Regions from separate parts of the Homo sapiens genome. Here region 2 is linked to region 1. A link is a contact called in ENCODE Hi-C or POLR2A ChIA-PET data. All regions are on one chromosome and are shown on one strand. The core of a region is the stretch at or near the end of the contact, and the rest is flanking DNA. Distances in the headings are between cores, read along the strand shown. Region 1 has its middle 170 kb from the start of RPS6KA3. Region 2 has its middle 4.8 kb from the start of RPS6KA3.

The links. Hi-C counts contacts between places; a loop is a spot of excess contacts on that map. ChIA-PET counts read pairs that join two places held with the same protein, here RNA polymerase II (POLR2A). Pooled maps may share reads with other maps.
Region 2: a loop to region 1 is called in a map of heart left ventricle, with 6 times the contacts of the local background. The contact joins two enhancer-like sites. A Hi-C loop is called at or near these places in 17 of 168 maps with a recorded cell type or tissue (CD14-positive monocyte, GM11168, IMR-90 and 11 more), 20 of 37 single-sample maps with no recorded cell type and 29 of 50 pooled maps. POLR2A ChIA-PET finds 5 or more read pairs at or near these places in 10 of 52 experiments (A549, CD4-positive, alpha-beta T cell, CD4-positive, alpha-beta memory T cell and 7 more).

The regions. Positions count from the first base shown.
Region 1 is chrX:20,433,715-20,440,394 of GRCh38, reverse strand. No RefSeq gene overlaps it. Among named protein-coding and RNA genes, the nearest start is that of RPS6KA3, 170 kb to the right of the region's middle. Within about 2 kb of position 2,519, at least 2 of the 41 ENCODE cell types and tissues checked have a DNase peak (open chromatin) inside an H3K27ac peak, as active enhancers do.
Region 2 is chrX:20,268,754-20,274,661 of GRCh38, reverse strand. No RefSeq gene overlaps it. Among named protein-coding and RNA genes, the nearest start is that of RPS6KA3, 4.8 kb to the right of the region's middle. Within about 2 kb of position 4,146, at least 3 of the 41 ENCODE cell types and tissues checked have a DNase peak (open chromatin) inside an H3K27ac peak, as active enhancers do.

The DNA.
Region 1 (6,680 bases), core at 1,270-3,769:
CAAACAAGGGTATGATCTCAAGCATTTGGGGCTCACAACTCATCTGGATCCCAAGGAATGCTCTGAAGTGTGAATCCCACCCTGAGGCATGAGAACACCAGTCAGTCATTGGCTAATGGACCTGAGGTGGACGTACAAGGAGATAAACTCCCTATAACTTTAGGTTTTCTCCTAGTGCGTGAAAGTTGGCTCCAAGAGCCAAAGGACAGTTGTCTGAAAAAAAAAAAAAAAAAAACTGAAGGCAGTTGTGTACTGGTAAATGTTTAACAACTGGGTGGGAGCTGGGAGAAAAAGCCTTGATTTGTAGCCATTACCCATTTCCATGATGTAAAATACTCCCACCTTGGCCAATGTCAAACTACTGATTTGATGTCACTGAACATGGGGGTTTGGGAAGAAATGCACAGTAGCACCCCCCATTATATAGTATTTCTACCCTACAGATAAAATAGAAATAATCTCAAGATCATGGATAATAGTAGTATGTAGCAAAATAATTAGGAAGTGAAGAGTTTTTAGTATTTATTACCTTTCGTATAATATAATTTATTTTATTGTAAGTTTATACAGTCAATTCTCATTATTCATGGTACTTTTGTTCTACAAAGTTGCTGCAAACACTAAATCAGCAAATATCAAATCAACATTTCTAGAAGACATACAGAGTTGGGTTCCTGTGAACCTCTGGTCAAAGCATTTTCGTCAACCAACTATATTTTATATGTGTTTCTATTTAAGATGTCTTATTGCCGATTCATTAACACCAAAATCATGGCCCACAGCACTGCAGCTTATGCCTGAATGAAGCTCCTCTAACACGTATGTTTTCCCCATAAAGCACATCACAGCCTTCTTGTGCTTGGGAACATTAGACAGCACTTCAGCACTGTAATTGGAGGCCATTTTAAACAGTGAAATCACCCTCAAAAAGCAGAAAAATGTGAAAAACCTGGCACTAAATATACCACGAAAAGGACGCTTGTTTATAGTATGAAAGCTGAAACAAGAAGCCCTTGTTCAACCTCAGCTGGGAACGTGCACGTCGGGCAACTCAAATTTTTCGCAACTCTGCACACGCACATGTCCACAGATGACCACAAGTATTGATTTGGGGGTTACGAATAAATTTTAGTGAGTAAGTGAATTCACAAATATGGAATCCACAAATAATAGGAGTCAACTACCGTATAACTTAATTTTTAGTAATGGCCATGTTTAACAACCCACTGACAGAATTTCTAAAAATTTAACAGTCAGCTCTTGTAAGCCTGAATGAGCCAGCTCCAGCACAGCACTGACTGGACTAGACATTATCTTGACAACCATCTCCACTGGCCTGTAAACTCCTACTAGGCAGAAACCAGGTCTTGTTTATTTTGTTATTCCAGCACTTAGCACAATGCCTGGCTCATGGCAGGTAATCAGAAACTGTTAATGGAAAAATGGATGAATAAATGCATGCATGCATACAATTCCCCTCTTTTTATTATGACAAAATAATAAACTCACATTGAAAGAGCTTTTTTTTTTTTTTTTTTTTTTTTTTTGAGACAGAGTATCCCTCTTGTTGCCCAGGCTGGAGTGCAATGGCGCGGTCTTGGCTCACTGCAACCTCCACCTCCTGGGTTCAAGCGATTCTCCTGCCTCAACCTCCCAAGTAGCTGGGATTACAGGTGCCCACCACCACACCTGGCTAATTTTTTGTATTTTTAGTAGAGATGGGGTTTCACCATGTTGGCCAGGCTGGTCTCGAACTCCTGACCTCAGCTGATCCACCTGTCTCGGCCTCCCAAAGTGTTAGGATTACAGGCGTGAGCCACCGCACCCAGCCGAAAGAGCCTTTTTATGTTTGTGAACTACCTTCCCTTCCAAAGGTTGTTGGGGTCCCATCTAAAGGTTGTTTTTACAAAATTCTGTGACCAGCATATTTAGTTGTGCAGACAAGAAAATGGAGCACTGAGATTAGGTGACTTCCCAAAGCTGACAGAGTCAATTAGGAAGAGAGCTAGGACTCAAATAAAATCTTCATACTTTAAATCCAATGTGCCTGCATCACACTACGATTAGCTGTGATCCTCTAATTAATGAGAGCACCGACAGCCAACACACCCATGCTATGCATGTGCAAAGTACCCACATTTGCTTCAAAGGTTTCAACTGGTCACTAGTCTATCCAACGAACAAACAACAATGAAAATCACCTCCCAGAGTTACAACTCTTCAGTCACTCATGGCACACAATTTAGTGTTCTGGATTTTAAAGTCTTCAAATAACTGAAACACAAATTAACCACAATTGTTTCTGTAGCACCACTTTTTAATGAAATGTGTTTAAACTGTATTATGTGCAGAAGACTGCTAAGGTATAGCCTGCAACCTTTGCAAATTTCTAAACTCTCAAATAACAAATGTTTGTGCAAGCTCCTGGCTATCTCCTAAATCATATTTCCTTTAAGAGTAGCTTATTTCCTGTGCATGTCCACACACCACAAGTTATCTGCCTTTTCAACTTCTACCAGTGTTTTCTCTTTCACTTATGGCTGTGTCTAACAAAGAAACATTTTTAACTGCTTTGTACCTGACGTGAATAGAGAACACAGGAACCATGTTGAGGTTCAGAGGCTAAGTGGTCAGCTAAATTTAGTGGCTAAATGATACAGTTCTGTAACTCAGCCTCACAAAACATAAAATTCAAATCACCAAAAAAGAAAAAGAAAAATCTGGAACTGCAAATGGCCTTTTCAAACTGTACTGCCATATTCAGAAATTGACCTCTTCCTTGGAGATTCTAGATCATAAGAATAAGCAACAGGGCCTACAACAGTGCCTAGATCATAGTAGGTATTCAAAAAAAATAGCTCAGCAACTAACCAGAGTCTAGATTCTCCTCATAAATCTTCAGGAACAAGAAAAATTATACTACCGTTGAATGAAAGATCTTCCTTGGCTCTGGTAGTGACTAATGAGCCCCCATCAGCTCAGCTACATTCAAGAAGTTTGCCAATTATTTGCAAAGTAGCTAATCACAGTTGGCCCTCAACAGCCTTAGAATATAGTAGTGTACAGTTCACAGCTTTATTTCTTTGATACAGAAAGCTTGTATACTGTCAAGAAATGAGACTCAACTCTTCAATGAGATGGGATTACCCCCTTTCAAGAGTGTAATCTGAAGGAAGACTTGAGAAGGTTCCCTAAAACTCAACTAGGAAATGTCAAAAGCCTTCCCTTAGCCCAGCAATTTCACACCTGGGAATTTCATTTTAGGAATTAACAAAGGATTAATACATAAAAAGCTCCCATAAATATTTAGCAAAAATAAAAAGAGCATACTATTTAACTTCGCAAATGACAGAGGATATTTCAGAGTAAAAATATAAATAACCAATAATTACAGGAAAGAAGTGCAATGGTGAGATATATTTACTCATCAATCAACCTGGAAGAATTGAAAATATTAGTAATACTCACTGTTGTCAAGGGTGACATTTCTCACTGTTGAGAGAATGGATTGGAGGAGTATTATTTGGTATTCCAGATTTTGAGGATCAATTGTCTGTATCTATTGAAAGTGAAAATGCCCATGCTATCTGACCCAGCTATTACACCTCCAGGCATCTATCGCATAGAAGTATAGAAATATATGCACATGTACAAAAACATAGAGATGCAAAAATACTTCGATTGCCATTTTTTTAAAAAAATTACAATTAAAGGTCCATTCTCAGGGGAGTCATTACATAAATTATACCATATCAATTCAATAGAATAATATGAAGCCATTTAAAAGAAAGAAGTGCATGGCTATATTAATACAGAACAATCACCATGACATAGTAGTACATGGAAAAAGTAACTTGCAGAATAATTCAGTGTAGATCTTATTTAAGAAAAAAGGCTGTGTATGAGCATATGTACATGTACTTGAATATATATGTATAGAGAAAGGTATAAAGGGAGACAAGAAACTGCAGTTGTTGCTTCTGGGAAGGTGAGTAGATGGACAGACAAAGTGAAGAGGCACTTTTACATTTTACTATGTGTACTGCCACATCATCATAATTTTGCAAATGAAAAGGTATTTATGTATTGCTTAGATGATTTTTATAAAACAACAAAAATACATAATAAAAGAATTTTTTTGAACAAAGCCTTCATCTAGAAAGGACTTGCTATTGGAAGGCAGAAAAGCAAAAGGGAAGTTTTGAAAAATAAAAATGAAAAGACCAAGTGAGTGTGTGTAGCTGAAGGTTCAAAGGCCACTTGCTGACTCTACCCTAAAGTTAAAAATTGGCCACTAGAAATCTGAGGCCGGGAATCACAGGGGACTCTGTTGACTGCTTGAGCTGAACTAATCTGATCAGAACCTGGATAGAACATGAACAAAAATGTTTCTTTCCACTTCTGTCTCTGTGTAGCTTAAAAGTGTCCACCAATTCTTTGCCACTCCTCCCATCAAAAGCTGGAGTCTATTTTCCCTCCCCTTGAATCTGGGCATGCCCTGTGACTTGCTTTGACCCATAGAATATGACAGAAATGACAATGTGCTTGCTCTGAGCCAAGCCTTTGAGCGCCAAGCCTCAGAGAAACCTGGAAGCTTCCACTGTCTGATTATAAGAAGCCTAAATATCCTGAGACCACCATGGTAAGGCCCAGCTAGCCACATAAAGAAGTCACATGGCAAAGAACTGAGACCCGAGCATATGACCCCAAGTGAGCCATCTCAACCAATTCCCAACCATTCAAGCCACCGAAGCCAAGGACCCAGACATTGTGAAGCAGAGGCAAGCCACCCTCACCGTGCCTCTCCAGATACTTGACCTACAAAATCATGAGCAGCTAAAATAGTAGTTGCTTTAAACCACTAAGTTTTAGGGTAGTTTGTTCCACAGCAATAGGTAACCAAAACTCTCTGTGCTGTTCTCTTTCTCCCCATTCTTTCAACTATGAGAAGACATTACAGGGATTTGTAGTCTGACACAGTTGGATTTCATTACAAATCCTATAGTCACAGTACTGACCATGGAAACAAACTAACATTCTGACCCAAAAGATGCAACGTGCCAAACACTCAGACAACTATCTTCCTAGAAACTTCCAACTAAGTATTGTAAGATATCCAATAGTGCATGGGTGTTTTCGAGCTGGAAATAATCAGGTCATTCTTGAACTTGGAAAACCAAATTGCCAGCCTCTGACATCACAAAAGGATTTCTCTTCTCTGGAACCTGCTCTGCAGAAGTTCATCCAGAGGCTGGACCCTCCAAGGGATACACCCTGGCTCCGCCACCTGGTCCTTCTACATGCTGGTCCAGCCTCTGACTAGCATGGATGGGGAGCATCTGGGAATCATTGAGGGGCTAAGGGAAGTGGCAAGCAAGGAGGGTTATGGGTGTGGGTGGGAGCAAAGCCACAGCTGCAGTCTTCAGAGATCATCTGGGTGGGCCCTGAGACTGAGACCCCAACAGGATTTGAACCCAAAGAAATCTGGCTGTTTGACTTCTCAAAGAAGGAGGTAGTCAGTCCCTGTCAACACTGGCCTGAAGCTTCTCCAAATGATGTTTTCCTAGCACACCGAGGTAAAAGTTGCTTGGTTGCCCTAAATCTTGAAGTCGGTCTCTTCCTAACAATCTTTCTGACATGCACGTCTCAAATATTCAGCGTGGTCCAGAAGTTAGAAATCACTGTATCCATCCAGATGAATGTACACAGATGTTTCTGACTTCATTCTCACATGAAAAAAAATAATTGAATTGCTCTTTCCCATTTTGGGATATTTTGACTTAGTTTACTGGGAATTTTTCTGGCTAGTATACAGCTGAAGTTTTGAAACTTCCCAAGAATGATACATTTTAGTTGTTCTGCATAAACAGATGTGACCACCATCTATTCTAGATCTAGACCCTTGCTACTCCAGGAACCAGCAGCATCAGCATCACCTGGGAGCTCATCAGAAAGACAGAATCTCAGGTCTCACCTTAGACCTACTGCATCAGAATCTGCTTTCTAACAAGATCTTCAGGGATTTGTGTGCCTACTACATTTGAGAAGCTCTGATCTGGGGGACCACATCCTTTGGCTGCTGCTCCAGGAACATCCAGCTCCTCCTTCATCCCATACAATTTCTTGAAGATAGAATCATTTTTCAACAAACATAAAGACTGGCTTTGAAAAGCAACCCCAAATAGACAAACTCACTGCCTCATATAGCAAGAACTCAATTAGGTATGGGTAGAAGTTTACCTAGAAGGGTGCATGGTTGAATTATGTCCCCCTAAAATATATATTGAATTCCTAGCCCCAAATTCCTCAGAATATAACCTTATGTGCACACTTAGTTCAATATGACTAGTATCCTTATAAGAAGAGAAGAGATACACAGGGAGAAGACGGCCATGTGATGATGGAGGCGGAGACTGGAGTGATGTACCTACAAGCCAAGGAACGCCAAGGTTTGCCAGCAACCACCAGAAGCTAGGAGGCAGCCAAGGAGGATTCTCCCCTACAGGTTTCAGAGGGAGCATGACCTTGCTGACACCTTGATTTTTAACTTGTAGCCTTCAAAATTGTGAGACAATAAACTGTGGTTTTCAGCCACCCAGTTTGTGATACTTTGCGATGGCAGCCCTAGAAAACTAACATCGATCAGAAAGGGGCTTAATGGACTCATGCTATCTAGAAGA
Region 2 (5,908 bases), core at 2,897-5,396, 170 kb after region 1:
CCTTAATAGTGGATGTAGTGTTTTCAGAAGTGAAAAATGCTTTGCAAGTGTATAAGCAAAAATCTTCCCAGTCGTTGTATTAGTTTCCAAGGGCTGCCATAACAAAGTACCATAAACTGGGTGGCTGAAAACAACAGAAATTTATTGTCTCAGAGTTCTAGAGGCTAGAAGTCTAAAATCAAGATGTTGTCAGGGCCATGTTCTCTCAGAGACTCTGTGTGGAATCCTTCCTTGCCTCTTCCTAGCTCCTTGCCACTTCCTAGCTTCTGGTGGTTTGTCAGCAATCTGTGGCATTCATTGGCTTGTAGATGCATCATTCCAATCTTCTGTCATTACCTGGCATTCTCCCTGTGTCTCTGTCTTCACATGGCTATCTTCTTATAAGGAGACCAGTCCTAATGGATTAGGGGCCCACCCTACTCAAGTATGACCTCATTTTAACTAATTACATCTGCAACACTCCTATTTCCAAATAAGGTCACATTCTGAAGTACTGAGGATTAGACCTTCAACGTATCTTTTTTGGGAGAATCATAATTCAACCCATAACAGTGGTCTAAAGACCCATGGTAAACTATGAAAACAAAAATTTTCATTTGAAAATTATCTATTTTAACACCCTTTCAAAAGCTTTATATTGCTCTTTGGAGAAGCTGAAACTTATTTTCTTTTTTTTTCAAAATGAAATTTCATAGAATCTTACAGTGTCCACCAAGGCAAAATAAAATAAAGACTAACAGAGCAATACAGCATATGAATATATTTAATAAACATAGTCGTTTAAATACTTATTTAATTGTATTTTGTGGTACATTTTCCTAAGCATTTTCCTGAAATCTTTGGGAGAACTCATTATAGTAAGAAATACTCATTCTTTATCAGAATGAAACACTAACCTTTGCTAACAGTACCTATTGTTTAAATAAAATGAGATAACATATGTAAATCATTTAACAGTTTGCAAGTACTCAACAGCTGTTAGCTACTTTTTTTTGTTTGTTTTTTGTTTTGTTTTGTTTTGTTTTTTGTTTTTGAGACAGAGTCTCATTCTGTTGCCCACGCTGGAGTGCAGTGGCACAATCTCAGCTCACTGCAACATTCACCTCCTGGGTTCAACTGATTCTCCTGCCTCAGCCTCCCGAGTAGCTGGGACTACAGGCGCATGCCACCACACCCGGCTAATTTTTGTATTTTTAGTAGAGACAGGGTTTCTCCATGTTGGCCAGGCTGGTCTCGAACTCCTGACCGCAGGTGATCCTCCCGCCTCGGCCTCCCTAACTGCTAGAATTACAGGAGTGAGCCACTGCACCCAGCCCTGTTAGCTGCTATTAATATATATTTAGTACTCTTAGCATTGCAATGATGATTAAATTACATGTGAAACACTTACATCAATGCCTGACCCACAGTAAGTACTCAGTAAGTGTCTAGCTATTATTATCATCATCACCATCATTATAAAAAGTGTTCAAAACTTTTGGTAAAGTGTCCAAAACTGCCAATACTACTTCGAATTGGCTTATTCTTGCTTAAACGTGAACTCACTATTTGCATACAGTCTTATTAGTCTTAAAATTTTTAATAAAGCCATTTAATCTATAGAATTCATCTCTTATTTTCTAGGCAATTGTAAGTTATTTCAATTCAGTTTTCTTATTTAAAAAAGGAATTCCTTAATGTTTAACCCCTTCCCAGGTTTTTATTCTTATTTTATTAGTTACCAAGAACATGACTTGAAAATAAGCTACTGAAATATAATTGATCTGTTGCTTAATGAAAATGTACTTTACTTACAAATATGGCATTATTAATCCATGAGCAGTTTTTCCAGCAATGGACCTGATTTGATAGTGCCTCACTCACACAATTTTTGTGATTAAAGCTGCAGAGTTTCCAAACATGGAGATTTGGGATTCAGCTGGTGGTCAAAGAATAGAGTTCCATTTAATTCCATAGTGTTCTGCAAAGACACTTCCAGTTGAGGTCTGGCTACGGGCTGGTCTTAAATACAAGTCACTAAAAAAGAATTTTTTAAAAAAAGTATCTTTTCCAGTTGCAGACTCAAATTTGCATTCAAAAGCACAAATATAAAGTTTTAAAAAACATAACCACAATAACAGCCATGTTTTAAAGCAAGAGTTCAATAAAGTTTGAAAATTTTTTTTCATGGCGATGAGTAGGAACTGGTGGTCCTTGGGTTTTTGCTTCAAAATGGTTTGTGGACTGAAAAAAAAAAAATGTGAGAACCACTGTTCTAACCAACCAAAGTAAATTGATAGTTACAAAATGGGAACGTTTATTCTCTGAAGGAATACTTTATACTGAGATTTTTGCTTAATGTCAAAGCAACTGTTTTCAACATCAGTTTGAAATGAAATTTTAATGTATTATCTCCCTCATGAATTAGTGTTTATAAACAAGAAAATTTAGAGGGTCTTTTCAGTTCTAGCAAAATGAAAACTAAAGTAAAACAGTAGCTTATTAAAGCTTCCAGAATGGCTTCTCAGTTCCTTGTCAAGTATCAAAGCCCCATAATTCTTTCCCTTCAAATGACTCTTGGAAGAAAATGACACCTCTAAGGATTAAACATTTCGGAAACCAATAAAAGAAGAAGACATTAAAGCATGTCTGACACAGGCCTCTCCTTCATAGTTCCCTCTTCCTCTCATTCTCCCTACATAAGTATGAGTCAGGTAATGTTCACTTTGAATCATATATTTGTTAGTTTATTTTGAGCATTACATAAACTAGATTTTGATCATAGCCTATGAGGCAATTGACCTGTAATCATTTGCATTTCAACATATGTAGCTCAAAAAACAGAAGAGTAAGTTGCTCTACATTCTTTTATTTGCATTTCACAGGTTACTTACAGTATCATTTTTTGTGATACAAGAGTGCCCTAAAGAAATAGATCACACTACAATAAAATGCTCACACAGCAAATGGAACGAGGTAACTTTCAAGAGTGAGATATTTGAATTACATTATGTATGCAGGAGTACTCCCTTTCTGCAGCTGATAACAATACCTCCATTTATTGAATGTTTCCTATGTGGCAGGCACCATGCTTAATGCTTTACAGACATTACCTCCATTTAATCTTCCCACCAATCATACAAGGCAAGTATTATTATTCCTATTTTCAGATGAGAAAAACAAAGTTTATTCTGCAAATATTTGTTGAACAGCAACTACATGCCGGTCTAAGCAAAGCTGAAGCTAAGATAAAGAATCCTGAAGTTTGGACACAGGCCTGTCTCTGCTCTTATCATGACCCCATCCTGCCTAACTGGAAAGAATGTTAAACATTTCATGTATTTGTATTATAGATTGTCTTCACCTTTATAGATTTTACTGTCTTTCATCATATGCAACTCTAAAATCTTTGAACTTTGTATCTGGAAGGGAACCTAGAACCTTACATTTTCCAAAATTTGAATTTTCTCAAATAAAATGTTCAAATTGATGTAGAAATGCCTGTTCTTTAAGATCTGTGTCAATCAGGAAAATAGCCTTAATAATTTTTATTGGAGACATTTCAAGGAAAAAACAAAATTCACACACATGAAACATATGTAACCATGTATTTTGTTAAACTATTGTCTTATATGAGATAAGATTTGAGCCTAAATCTTACCTTTCTTTCTCTCTGAAAAGAAAGTTAAATAGTCTCTGGCTATTACCTTTCCTTTTTTTGTGAAAAAATAAATAGGCTTTGGATAAATATGAATCGAAATAAATATGCTTTGGATAATATAATTTGGATAATCCAGATGAAAGGAAAAAACTTTTTCCTAGAGGTGATGATGATTACACTTTTGGGATTTTCTACAGTAGTGACAAATCTATATGTACAGAGCTGTGAACTTTGGATGTATATGAGGTAGAGATTGTGCCATGAGCCATAGTTAGTCATCTTGCAACTTTTCCAGACTGATGTAACTCTATTTTTTGAACAAATGTTATTTTGTTAAATAAATGCCCATTTAAACTTGTATACAAAGGTTATAATTATAGCAGGAAATTGTTGGGGGCAGAGGAGGTTAAATCTAGTTGTCCCGTCATACATTAGGAATGATTTCTTGGAAACCTCCTTCAGATTTTCTACTGAGGTTTGCTGTTTCGCTCTACTGTAGTTTCAAGTAAGAACTTTCCAATATTTTGGTTCTGACTGGGAGATTTGTTGGGGAGGGTGGGGATCAGTAGGTAACTGAATCAGCCCTTTCTGCTGATTCTGCACTAAGGAAGCCAAAAAGACATTGGAATCTGAAGATATCACTTAACATTATATGACTTGTAGGAATACATAAAAGTCTCGAAAGCCACATATGTAAGTATACATTTATAGTAGCCACATTAAAAAGTTTTTAAAAGGTGAAATTAATTTTAATGAAATATTTTATTTAACCCAATATATCAAAAATATCATTTCAACATGTTGTGAATATAAAAAATTATTAATGAGATACTTTATATTCTTTTTTTTTTTTTTTTACTAAGTCTGAAATCTAGAAAGAACTTCACATTTACAGCACATCTCAACTTTGACCAGCCAACCTCATTTGAAGTGCTCAGTAGCCATGTGTGGCTACTAACCACCGTATTAACCCATGCAGGTCTGGCGATCTGAGGCAGCTATTCTTTGAACAGCTACACTTAGAGTTTTCCTTTGTTAAACAGAGGGGAAAAGTAATCCTGCTTAGGGCAATATCAGCTTCTATGTTCAAGTAACTCTTTTTGCTACCACCTTCAAGAAAAATCCTCCAGCCTCATTTGATTTTTCCAAATTCTCCTAACCAAAGAGAGTGGTTGCACTGCTCTTGGATTTAATAGAAGAAATAAAAGAGAAAAAGTTTATTGTTAACAACAAAAAATCATTTTCTTTGCTTTTGGGGCAAAAGGAAGAATAATGTTCTTCTAAATAAATTCAATCAATTCATAAATACTTATCAAATTGATCCTCTGTGCAAGACATCTGTGGTAGTGGTACTTTAACTGGTTTGTTTGTTTGTTTGTTTGTTTGTTTTTGAGACAGAATTTTGATCTTGTCGCCCAGGCTGGAGTGCAATGGCACGATCTCGGCTCACTGCAACCTCCGTCTCCCGGGTTCAAGCGATTCTCCTGCCTCAGTCTTCCGAGTAGCTGGCATTACGGGTGTGCACTCCCGGCTAATTTTGTATTTTTAGTAGAGACCGGGTTTCACCATGTCGGCCAGGCTAGTCTGGAACTCCTGAGCTCAGGTAATCCGCCCACCTGGGCCTCCCAAAGTGCTGGGATTACAGGGGTGAGCCACCGCACCCGGCCACTTTAACCCATTATTAACAGTTCATGTAATGCTTAATTCACTGAAACGTGACCACCGCTCACATTACTTTTACAGATCAGGTAACTCTGTTTTAAAAGTTATTCCTCTGGTTCTCAAGGTTAACAGAGATGAATAAAAGTTGATACTGAAAATGGCATACAATTTGCTTTATTTTAAAATATTCATTCTTTGCGTGGGGGTAATTAGCACTGAACAGTGTTAGCCACATAACGGTCTCTCTTCAACTATGTATGTTTTTACTAATGCAAGAATGTTAACTGAAATAATTGATCAAAGGGTAGGGGGAGCTAATTTACTTTAAGCCAACCGAATTAACGAACTTCTTTTCGCTATAAGGAGTGGTCATGTGACTCTGCAATGTAAATGAATAAAGCATTTTGTACATAAATGCAAAATAGTACACAACTCCTTATCCTCCAAACTTCTGCAAGCACGTTTTACCGTCGGGAATTACACAGAGAAGGTGCTGCCAAATTAGCTGAGTTTGGGCCCAGGTTGGATTTGCAACACCTGAATATAGCATGTGAAGGGAAGTGACAAAGGCAAGAGCCAAGTGGCCCCATTCGCCTTCTTCCCCAG